Linked DNA regions of Homo sapiens: region 1 is linked to region 2. Evidence: read pairs that join two places in POLR2A ChIA-PET (ENCODE). Cell type or tissue: GM12878. All regions are shown on one strand. Links, peaks and the distances in the headings refer to the core of each region. The heading gives the core; the rest is flanking DNA.

The links. ChIA-PET counts read pairs that join two places held together with the same protein. Peaks named below come from ENCODE experiments on the same cell type or tissue, not always from the same donor. Only the 100,000 strongest peaks of a DNase experiment are listed, where the experiment ranks them.
Region 1: POLR2A ChIA-PET joins it to region 2 with 5 read pairs; 5 of 35 experiments call an interaction of 5 or more read pairs at or near these places.

The regions. Positions count from the first base shown.
Region 1 is chr16:10,295,300-10,300,681 of GRCh38, forward strand. No RefSeq gene overlaps it. Among named protein-coding and RNA genes, the nearest start is that of ATF7IP2, 88 kb to the right of the region's middle. RefSeq lists an enhancer at 2,489-2,538. In GM12878, for the core only: no CTCF peak of the experiment used is centred there; DNase peaks (open chromatin) are centred at 2,282 and 3,415; H3K4me3 peaks cover 1,030 bases; H3K27ac peaks cover 2,767 bases.
Region 2 is chr16:10,390,660-10,396,041 of GRCh38, forward strand. The region is part of intron 1 of ATF7IP2 (activating transcription factor 7 interacting protein 2); the gene reads left to right. Among named protein-coding and RNA genes, the nearest start is that of ATF7IP2, 7.3 kb to the left of the region's middle. In GM12878, for the core only: no CTCF peak of the experiment used is centred there; no DNase peak of the experiment used is centred there.

The sequences.
Region 1 (5,382 bases), core at 250-5,249, 95 kb before region 2:
TTTTCCAGAAACACAATGAATATTTATAATGGCATTAATGAGCTCACTTATCACCAAGTGCTGGTTTGCAGACGTGATCTGAATGATGCCACCTTTCACTCTTTCTTTTTGAGTCTTTTGGCCAAGAATTACCATGTAAGGTTTTGCACAAGAAAGGAAATCTGCCATCTATTTGGTGCAATGGCCTTATTTGTGTATTCAAAAAGACATGATCCGGAGTGGGAGGTTTCATTAAAGTGGTTGCAACCCTCCAAGGCATTCTTCTTGCACTATTTGTCTGTGGAGCTTTGGGGTAGAAATTAATCAAATTTTTGGCAGAGATTTGTAGGATATTAATGTTGGTTGGGGATTTGATCCACTGTTTTCTTGAAGTGGGAAGAAAAGATCCCAGGAACACTGCCCAGCTAAGGGTGAGTGAATGTGATGGTAATTTACATGGAAAGGATTAACCAATTCTTCCTGAAGGATGAAACTGATCACCTTTGAGAGGTAGTGTGCCTCAGGGTCTGTTCCCACCCTTCCTCAGTGGCTGGGCTGAAACTACTGCCCCTGGTTCTCAGTTAAACCTTAGGATTCTCAAGTGCAGGGTTTCTCTATCTTTGCCTGAAAGATTGAAACTTTGAGACTGGGCGTGGTGGCTCACACCTATCATTCCAGCACTTTGGGAGGACAAAGTGGGTGGATCACTTGAAGCCAGGAGTTGGAGACCAGGCTGGGCAACATGACAAAACCCCATCTCTACAAAAAATACAAAAATTAGCTGGGCATGGTGGCATGCACCTCTGGCCCCAGCAACTCAGGAGGCTGAGGTGGGAGGATCGCTTGGTCCTGGGAGGTGGAGGTTGCAGTGAGCTAAGATCATGCCACTGCACTCCAGCCCAGGCAACAGAGTGAGACTCTGTCTCCAAAAAAAAAAAAAAAAAAAAATTCAACCTCTAGAAGCAAAGTAGAGAATCTCATTCCTATCCAGCTGGCACTGACTATGTGGGAGTTTGACATTATGTTTAGGGGCTAAAGTTTTTTTATTCCAATAGATCATGTACGAGTTAAGGGATATTATCCATTCGAATAAAACCTTCGCCCTCTGAAAGTTCCCTGAAAATCAACTGACAAAATGTAAATGATAGAAGAAAAGGCATACACGTTTATTAGCATGTGCTGGGGAGGATCGCAGAGTGATGGCCTAATATCCCAAAGGGATACAGATTCTTCTATATCCGACTTCTTAGGGGAGAGGATCATGGAAAAGTGTGAATGATTTTAGGAGAATAGCAAAGGATTTTTATTTTTATTATCATTATTATTTTGAGACAGAGTTTTGCTCTTGTCGCCCAGGCTGGAGTGCACTGGCGCAATCTCCACCTACTACAACCTCCGCCTCCTGGGTTCAAGCAATTCTCCTGCCTCAGCCTCCCGAATAGCTGAGATTACAGGTGCCCACCACCATGCCCAGCTAATTTTTGTATTTTTAGTAGAGACGGGGTTATGCCGTGTTGGGCAGGCTGGTCTCCAACTCCTGACCTCAGGTGATCCACCCGCCTCGGCCTCCCAAAGTGCTGGGATTACAGGCGTGAGCCACAGCTCCCAGCCACAAAGGATTTTTAGGGGAATTCAATGGGCTTAGAGAACACACAGTGGCTCAGAACAAAGTCTGTTGGGTCTGCAGAGCAGAAAATGATTTGTGACAAGTCTGTTCAGGTGTGTTGGCAGACTTCAGTCAGTCTTCCTGCGATGTGAGTTCAGCTAATGAAAACTCAGGGACCGGGGTCATTGTTTTCTTCTTTTTCAGGTCCGGGCTTTAGGTAGATAAGGGAACTTCAGAGAACAACTTCATCCTGTGTTTTGGGAGACACGGAGGACTGAGCGATGAGAAGTAGGTGGGTGAGGTCAGAGAGACCTTAGGTCTTCCTCAGTTCGGCCCATCAGAGTGCCCTATTTTGGGGTATCGGTTTCTGACTCCCAACAATGGTGAAAAAATTGGGCTTGAAGTGGACTGGAAAGTTAGTAAAATTTCTTTAACTGTAGCAGGAGGAGTCATAGACACAACCTCTCAGACACCGGATTGTGGAAGGAAAGAGCTTTATTCTTCTGGGAGCATCGGCAGACTCAAGTCCTAGAAACTGAGCTCCCTGAATAAGTAATTCCTGTCCCTTTTAAGGGCTCACACCTCTAAAGGGACTGCATGAAGAGGGGGTCGTGACCGATTGGGCAAGCGAGGGGTAGGTGACTGACGGCTGCATGCACCAGTAATCACAACGAAACAGAACAGAACAGGGAGTTTCACAACGCTTCCTCATACAGTGTCTAGAATCTATAGATAACTCAAGCAGTGAGGTCAGGGGTTGAATTTTAACTACCAGGCCCGAAATGTGACGCTGGGCTGTCTGACTATGAATTTCACTTCTGCTTATTCTTTTAACTTCTACCTTTTCAGCAAACAAGAAATTAAGTATAAGACAACATGAGGAGTGGTCTCCTTTCTCATGACCACCTCCGCTAGTTCAGAGAAAGGCGCCCACAGTGACTGGGTGACCAAGATATAGTTGCCTCAGACATTTGCATTTCAAAGGGGATAAATCCAAGACCTTTGAAAAAAATGTTTCTGGGTTGTAAATCTGGCAAGAGGCTTACTTGCCTCTGAAGAGATTTATAGACACACCAAAAGATTAAAGTAAGAATTTACGACCACTAGGTTTCTCTCAGGAATACTCTAAGAGGAGGAGGATATGGTCTCTTTTCTTTTGTGGTAACAGGGGAAATTCTTTTTTTTGTTTTTTCTTTTTTCTTTTTTTTTTTCTTCAATTGGTGATACTCAATTGTCCCAAAACTCTTAGAGTGATTAGAACAGAAAAAGTTAAATATATCATTGATTTATTTTTTCGGTCTATTTTTTTCAAAATGCCATTATAAGGGTAACACAATTTTATTGTGAGGAAACTGGGGAAGTAAAGAAAATCATGAGGAAACTCAAAGCCAGCTTTTGAAGTTCATTCTAAAAGGATGAACTCAATTTGGGTCTGCTTGGTAATTATGTAAATGTCCTGTTATAATTGATAATTAACTATTTTGTGTTTTGCATCATCAAAGCCAGCTCGGTATAGTTGAATAAAAGGTACACCAAATGAAATCTCATATCTAGACTAATTTCAAGAGAACCAAAGGAAATTATTATAATTATCATGAACTTTCTAATCACTAGAACAGCATAAAACCTTTCTTTATGTAGCAAAGTACCAATGAGTGGCAGGTGCAAGATAGAGGCTGTCACAAAAGAAAGGGCAGCCTAAGAATGAGAAGTTATAGCTTCTCTTTTCTATTTCTCCTCCCAGAGGTTGAGTTCTGCATGCCCTCCGTCCCCACAATTCTACTTGACATTGCCACTGCCTTCCTCTAACCTGTCTCTGTTTCTTCCTTACATTGCTGGTGGAATGACCATTCCGTCTGACATATCAGATTATTCACTATTTCTTCCTTCTCTGTTACTCATTTGTTGAACAAGTTTACTGAGCATCTATGTGCCAGCCACTAGCCAAAATGCTGTGGCAAGACCTGGCACAGTGGTTCATGCCTATAATCCCAGCATTTTGGAAAGCTGAGGCATGGCCAATTGCTTGAGACCAAGAGTTCACAACCAGTCTGGGCAACATGGCGAAACTCTGTCTCTACAAAAAAATAAACCAGCAAACAAAAAAAGTTAGCCAGGAGTGGTGGCACACACCTGTGGTCCCAGCTACTTGAGAGGCTGGGGTGGGAGGATCACCTGAGACTGGGAGGTCGAGGCTGCAGTGAGCTGAGATCGCACCAGTGCACTCCAGCCTGGGTGACAGAGAAAGACCCTATCTCAAAAACAAAACAAAACAAAGTGCTGGGGCTATAACCATGAAAGTGATAGGAGAGAGCGCTGGTAACAGTACTCTCTTCTTCATTCTCTTCCTCCTGGCCTATCTCCTTCTTCCTCCTTTCCCTAGTTTCACTACTTGGGGCTCCAATATGAAGACCTTTTTGGATGTATTGCATCTTCGTATCTCCAGGGCCCAGCACAATGGCTGTATTTTCGTACATGCTTCTCCAGCATGTATGAAATGAATGAATTCTCTATTGAAATTATTGGCCAGGCGCAGTGGCTCACGCCTGTAATCCCAGCACTTTGGGAGGCCGAGGCAGGCAGATCACCTGAGGTCAGGAGTTCAAGAACAGCCTGGCCATCATGATGAAACCCCATCTCTACTAAAAATACAAAAAAAGTTAGCTGGGTATGGTGGCAGGCACCTGTAATCCCAGCTATTCTGGAGGCTGAGGCAGAAGAATCGCTTATACCTGGGAGGCAGAGGTTGCAGTAAGCCGAGATCGTACCATTGCACTCCAGCCTGGGCAACAAGAGCAAAACTCCATCTCAAAAAAAAAATAAAGAAAGAAAGAAAAATTATTTATTCAGAGTCTGGGTGCTAGAGCTGTTACAGAAGGAATTAAAACACTACTTGGAATCTTTCCATTTTTATCTACATTGTTTTTTCTGCTTATTAAAATATGAGTCAATATCATAATAAAATCATTACAGAAATAAATAAAATAGAAAGTGCAACTCCTCCGCATTTCTAAATTCAAGAGATAACTGCAATTTACAATTTGATGTGTGCTTCTCTAATTTGTTTCTCTTTTTACGTAGCTCTATCTTTCTATATGCACACCTACATAGGTATATTTATATCCTATACATAATTTTAAAACCCAAACAGTATCATAGTAGTCAAATGAATCTTCAACTGCTTTTTTTTCTTTTTTCTATTTGATGATATATCTTGGCTTGGATTGTGCTGAATTTCTTCTAAATATCTCTCCAACTGTAATTGTATGCTTTTGTATCAAGGCCAGAAGCTCACTTATTTTTATTAACTAGTTCTCATTATTATAAAAGAAATACAAAGCTGGGCACGCCTGCTGACTCCTGTAATCCCAGCACTTTGGGAGGCCCAAGTGGGCTGATTACTAGAGGCCGGAAGCTCGAGACCAGCCTGGCAAACATGGCAAAACCTCATCTCTACTAAAAAAATACAAAAATTAGCCGGGCATCGTGGTGCACGCCTTTAGTCCCAGCTACTCTGGAGACTGAGGCATGAGAATCACTCGCATCCAGGAGGCGGACGTTGCAGCGAGCCGAAATGGCGCCACTGCACACTAGCCTGGGCTATAGAGCGAGACTCTGTCTCAAAAAAATAAACAAAAAAACAAAAATTATTTTACAGAAGCTTCTGCATAATCAATAAAATCATCGGGTCTGGAAACTGTGAAATACTTGGTTACCTAACCATAGCGCAAACTGCTTGCCATTCTCTAAAAGCTAGTCTTTTTTTTTTTTTTTTTTTTTTTTGAGACAGTCTGACT
Region 2 (5,382 bases), core at 333-5,332:
ACACTTGTAGTCCTACCTCCTTGGGAGGCTGAGGCAGTAGGATTACTTGAGCCTAGGATTTTGAGGTTGCAGTGAGCTGTGTTCATGCCACTGCACTCCAGCTGGGTGACAAAGTGTGACTCTAAAAATGAAAAGGAAAAAGAGAGACTGAAAAAATATCTGAGTTTTTACCTGAAGCTGCAACAAGAACAGCAAAGCAAACGCAAAGAAAGCAGAAGGAGGGTAGGGCATTGTAGCTCACATTTGTAATCCCAATGGTTTAGGAGGCCAAGACTGGAGGATTACTTAAGCCTAGGAATTTGAAGCCAGCCTGGGCAGCATAATGAGACCCCATCGCTATGAAAAACAATTAGCTGGGTGCAGTAGCATGCGCCAGTAGTCCTAGCTACTCTGGAGAATGAGATGGGAGAATTGCTGAGCCCAAGAGTTCAAGGTTACAGTGAGCTATGATCGCGCCATTGCATTCCAGCCTGGGCCACAGAGAGAGACCCTGTCTCAAAAAAAAAAAAAAATGTGCTGGGCGTGGGGGCTCACACCTGTAATCCCAGTACTTTGGGAGGCTGAGGTGGGTGGATTGCTGGAGCCCAGAAGTTCAAGACCAGCCTGGGCAATAAAAATTTTAAAAAGACCAGGCGCTGTGGCTCCCAGCTACTCAGGAGGCTGAGATGGGAGAATCACTTGAACCCAGGAGGCAGAGGTTGCGGTGAGCGGAGATCTTGCATTGCACTCCAGCCTGGGCAACAAGAGTGAAACTCTGTGTCAAATAAAAAAAGAAAAGGAATATGGCAGGAAATTATGAAATGGAACACTGTATAATAGGAAGCTAGCAAACTTAAAGTACTTTGACAGCCTCTTTTTGTCTTTTTTGTATTTTTGTTGACTTTGACAATCTTGGTACATGTTTAATAAAAATGATCAAGAAAAAGAGAAAAGCACATCACTAATATCAAGAATGAGGCCGGGTGCAGTGGCTCATGCCTGTAATCCCAGCACTTTAGGAGGCCAGGTCAGGTGGATTACCTGAGGTCAGGAGTTCAAGTCCAGCCTAGCCAACATGGTGAAACACTATCTCTACTAAAATACAAAAATTAGCTGGGCATGGTGGTGCACGCCTGTAGTCCCAGCTGCTGGAGGGCTGAAGCAGGAGAATTGCTTAAACCCGGGAGGTGGAGGTTGCAGTGAGCTGAGATCGTGCCACTGCCTTTCAGCCTGGGTGACAGAGTGAGATTCTGTTTAAAAAAAAAAAAAGAAAAGGAGGGACAGCACTACAGGTATTACACATACAATTAGAGAATACTATAAGAACTTTGTGTTGACAAATTTTAAATTGTGTTGAAATGGAAAAATAGGTAAAATTGACACCAAAAGATATAAAAAGTATGAATGGTTGTATTATCTTTTTTTTTTTTTTTTTGACGGATTTTCACTCTTTTCCCCAGGCTGGAGTGAACGGGCAAGATCTCAGCTCACTGCAACCCCCACCCCCCAGGTTCAAGTGATTCTCTTGCCTCAGCCTCCCAAGTAGCACCCGCCACCATGCCCAGCTAATTTTTGTACTTAGTAGAAATGGGGTTTCGCCATGTTGGTCAGGCTGGTCTTGAACTACTGACCTCAGGTGATCCACATGCCTTGGCCTCCTAAAGTGCCGGGATTATAGTCATGAGCCACTGCGCCTGGCCTTTTTTTTTTTTTTTTAAACTGGAGATGACATCTCCAAGATGGTTTTGAACTCCTGGGCTGTTTGAGCCTTGGCCTCCCAGAGTGCTAGGATTACAGGTGTGAGCCACTGCTCCCAGCTGGTTCTACCTCAATTTTAATGGAAAACCTTTACCACTAAGTTAACCCCAGGCCCAAATGGCATTAGTGGTTAATTATTCTAATATTTAAGGAAAAATAACACCATTCACACAGAAATTGTTCAGAGACTAGAAAGACTTTGTAGTTTGTATGAGGTCAGCAAACCTTTGATATCAACACCCAATAAAATAGACCCATCTCTCATTAACATTGATATAAAAATTATAAACATAATGTTAGCCATTTATAGGCCAGGCACAGGCCCATAAATTGTCTAATGTCAGCACTTTGGGAGGCCAATGCAGGAGGATTTCTTGAGCCCAAGAGTTGAAGACCAGCCTGGGCAACATAGTGAGACTCTGTCTTTAAAAAAAAAAAAAAATTAGCTGGGTGTGATGGGCGCCCCTGATGTCCCTGCTACTTGAAGGGTCAGGTTAGAGTCTTGTTTGAGTCCCGGAGGTTGAGGCTGCAGTAAGCTGTGTTCATGCCCACTGTACTTTAGCCTGAGCAACAACGTGAATCCATGTCTCCAAAAGAAAAGAAAAATGAAGTTTTAAAAATGAAACCATTAGGCCAGGTGCGATGGCTCACACCTGTAATTCCAGCACTTTGGGAGGCTAAGGTGGACGGATCACTTGAGGTCAGAAGTTTGAGACCAGCCTGGCCAACATGGTGAAACCCCCTCTCTACTAAAAATACAAGCATTAGCTGGGCATGGTGGTGGGCACCTGTAATCCCAGCTACTTGGGAGGCTGAGGCAGGAGAATTGCTTGAACCTGGGAGGCGGAGGTTGCAGTGAGCTGAGATTGCCTCAATGCCAGTGCACTCCAGGCTGGGTGACAGAGTGAGACTCTGTCTCAAAAAAAAAAAAAAAAAAAAAAAAAAAGACACCATTGGAAAAATCCTATGGCAGTAAAGGAATAGAACAAAAGGCATGAGACATAAGCCAAAAAGTGAAAGGCAGACATAAATCAAGCTACAGGTGGACCCTGAATTGTGATTTGACATGATTTTTAGTTTATGATGCTACAGAAAGTGATAGGCATTCGGTAGAATATAAAGCCATGAGAAATTCAAGACTTCAGTATAAAATCAACTTTGGGTTAAATTATTTTGCTCAATTGTAGGCTAATATGAGTGTTCTGAACATGTTTAAGGTAGGCTTAGGTTTTGCTATGATGCTCGGTAGGTTAGTTGTACCTGTATTAACTGCATCTTTGACCTAGGATATTTTCAATTTCTGATAGGTTTTTTGGGATGTAATACTACTGCAAGTCACACAGCATCTGTATGTCAATAGTAATATGAAGGCCAGGTACAGTGGCTCATGTCTGGAATCCTAGCACCTTGGTAGGCCGAGGATCATTTGAGGCCAGGAGTTTGAGATGAGCTTGGGCACCATAGTAAGACCTTGTCTCTACAAAAAAATTTTAAAATTAGCTGAGTGTGATGGCACATACGTGTAGTCCCAGCTGCTTGGTAGGCTGATGTGGGAAGATCACTTGAGCCCAGGAGTTCAAGGCTGCAGTGAGCTCTGATCTCAGCACTGTGCATGATAGAGAGACCTATCTCTAAACAAACAAAAACAACCAAGTAATGTCAGGTGTGAAAGGATTAAACAATCCCATGAAATGGCAGAGATTTTCATACTGAAGGGAAAAACAGCCTTGGCCTATAGGCTGTTTACAGGAGACAGACTTTGGATTCAAAGATGCAAATAGGCTGAAAGTAAAAGGATAGATGAAGATACAACATGCAAATAGCAACCATAGTAAAGCTATCGTGCCTATACTGATTTCAGACAAAATATACTGAAACAGTATTGCTGGAGATACATAGGGACATTCTATAATGACAGAAGAGTTGGTGCCTCAGGCATACAAATCATAAACATATATGCACCTACTAAGAGAGCAGCAAAATGTATGAAGCAACTATTGACAGAATTGAAGGAAGAAATGCACAGTTCAGTAATAATTGGAGAATTCAATACAACACTGTCATAATGGATAGAAAACTGAGGAAATCAGTGAGACAAGAGACGACTTGAGCAACACTAAACCAACTAGACTTAAGAGATATCTTTGAACAGTCCACCCAACAACAGCAGAATAGACTTTTGGAGTGTATGTAGAACATCCATCAATATAGTCACACTAGGCCATGAAGCAAACCAACACACTTAAAAGGACTGAAATTATGGGAAAGAACATTATCTGACCAGTGAATAAAATCAGAAATCAGTACTAAAAAGAAACTTGAGAAATTTACAAATATGTTGAAATTAACACTCCTAAATAATGGGTCAAAGAAATCATGAGGTTAATTAGAAAATACTTTGAGGTGAATGAAAATGAAGACAAACATATCAAAGGTTTTGGAGGGTACAATTACAGCAATTCTTAGAAAATTTATAGTGATAAATGCTATATTAAAAAAGACCTCAAATCAGTAACCTAGACCTTTTAAGAAAAACTGGAACTAGAAGAACAAACTGAGCCTGAAGTCAGCAGAATGTAGGAAAAAATTAGTGTGGAAATTAATAGAATAGACAAAAATAGAAAAGGAAACCATAAATCATTTTCTTAAACGATCAAGAAAATTAAACATTCAGCTAAACTGAGCACAAAAAAGGGAGAGAAGACTCAAATTACTAAAATCAGGAATGAATGAGGGGACATTACTTCTGACCTTCCAGTAGTTAAAAAAAAAAATTATAAGGGAATACTATAGAATAATTCCAATTGTATGGTACTCCATTTAATAGATGAAACAGACAAATTCCTAAAAAGACACAAAACTGCCAGAACTGACTGAAGAAGAGGAAAATCTGAACAAACATAAACAAAGCAGTGGAATTAGGACAAAATGAAAAGCCCCAAATCAGATGGTTTTATTAGTAAATTCTACCAAACATTTAAAGGTACAGTTCTTCAATTCTTTCAAGAAATAGAAGAGGACAGAACATTTCTGAAATAATTCTGTAAGGCTAGTATTATTTGGATACCAAAAGCAGACCCCAATACTATAGGAAAAGAAAACTGCAGAACGATGTTTTTTTAATGTATAGAGATGTGAAAATCCTCAACCAAATACTAGTAATTTGAAATTAACATAAAAGGATTATACACCATGACCAAGTGAGATTTATTTCAGGAATGCAAAATAAATTTCTCATGCAAGAATCTTTAATGTTAAGTGCCATATCAAAGAGAACAAAGCTACATGATCTTTTTAAGAGATAGTGAAAAGCATTGATAAGATCCAGTGTCCCTTCATGATAAAAACATTAAACAATAGGGAAAGTTTGGAACTTCCTTAACTTGTTAAAAAGCATCTGTAAAAAAACCCACGGTTAACATCATAGTGGAGGATTGGAGGTTTTCCTGCTAATTCAGGAACAAGATGGACCCCTCCTGGCATTTCTATTCAACATTGTACTGGAGGATCTAGTCAGGAAAATGAAGCCCATTTTTTTTTTTCAAATAATAAAAGCATCGAAATTGGAAAGGGAGAAGTAAAATATACACGGATAACATGATTTAATATGTAGAAAATTCTAAGAGATTCACAAACCATTAAAGA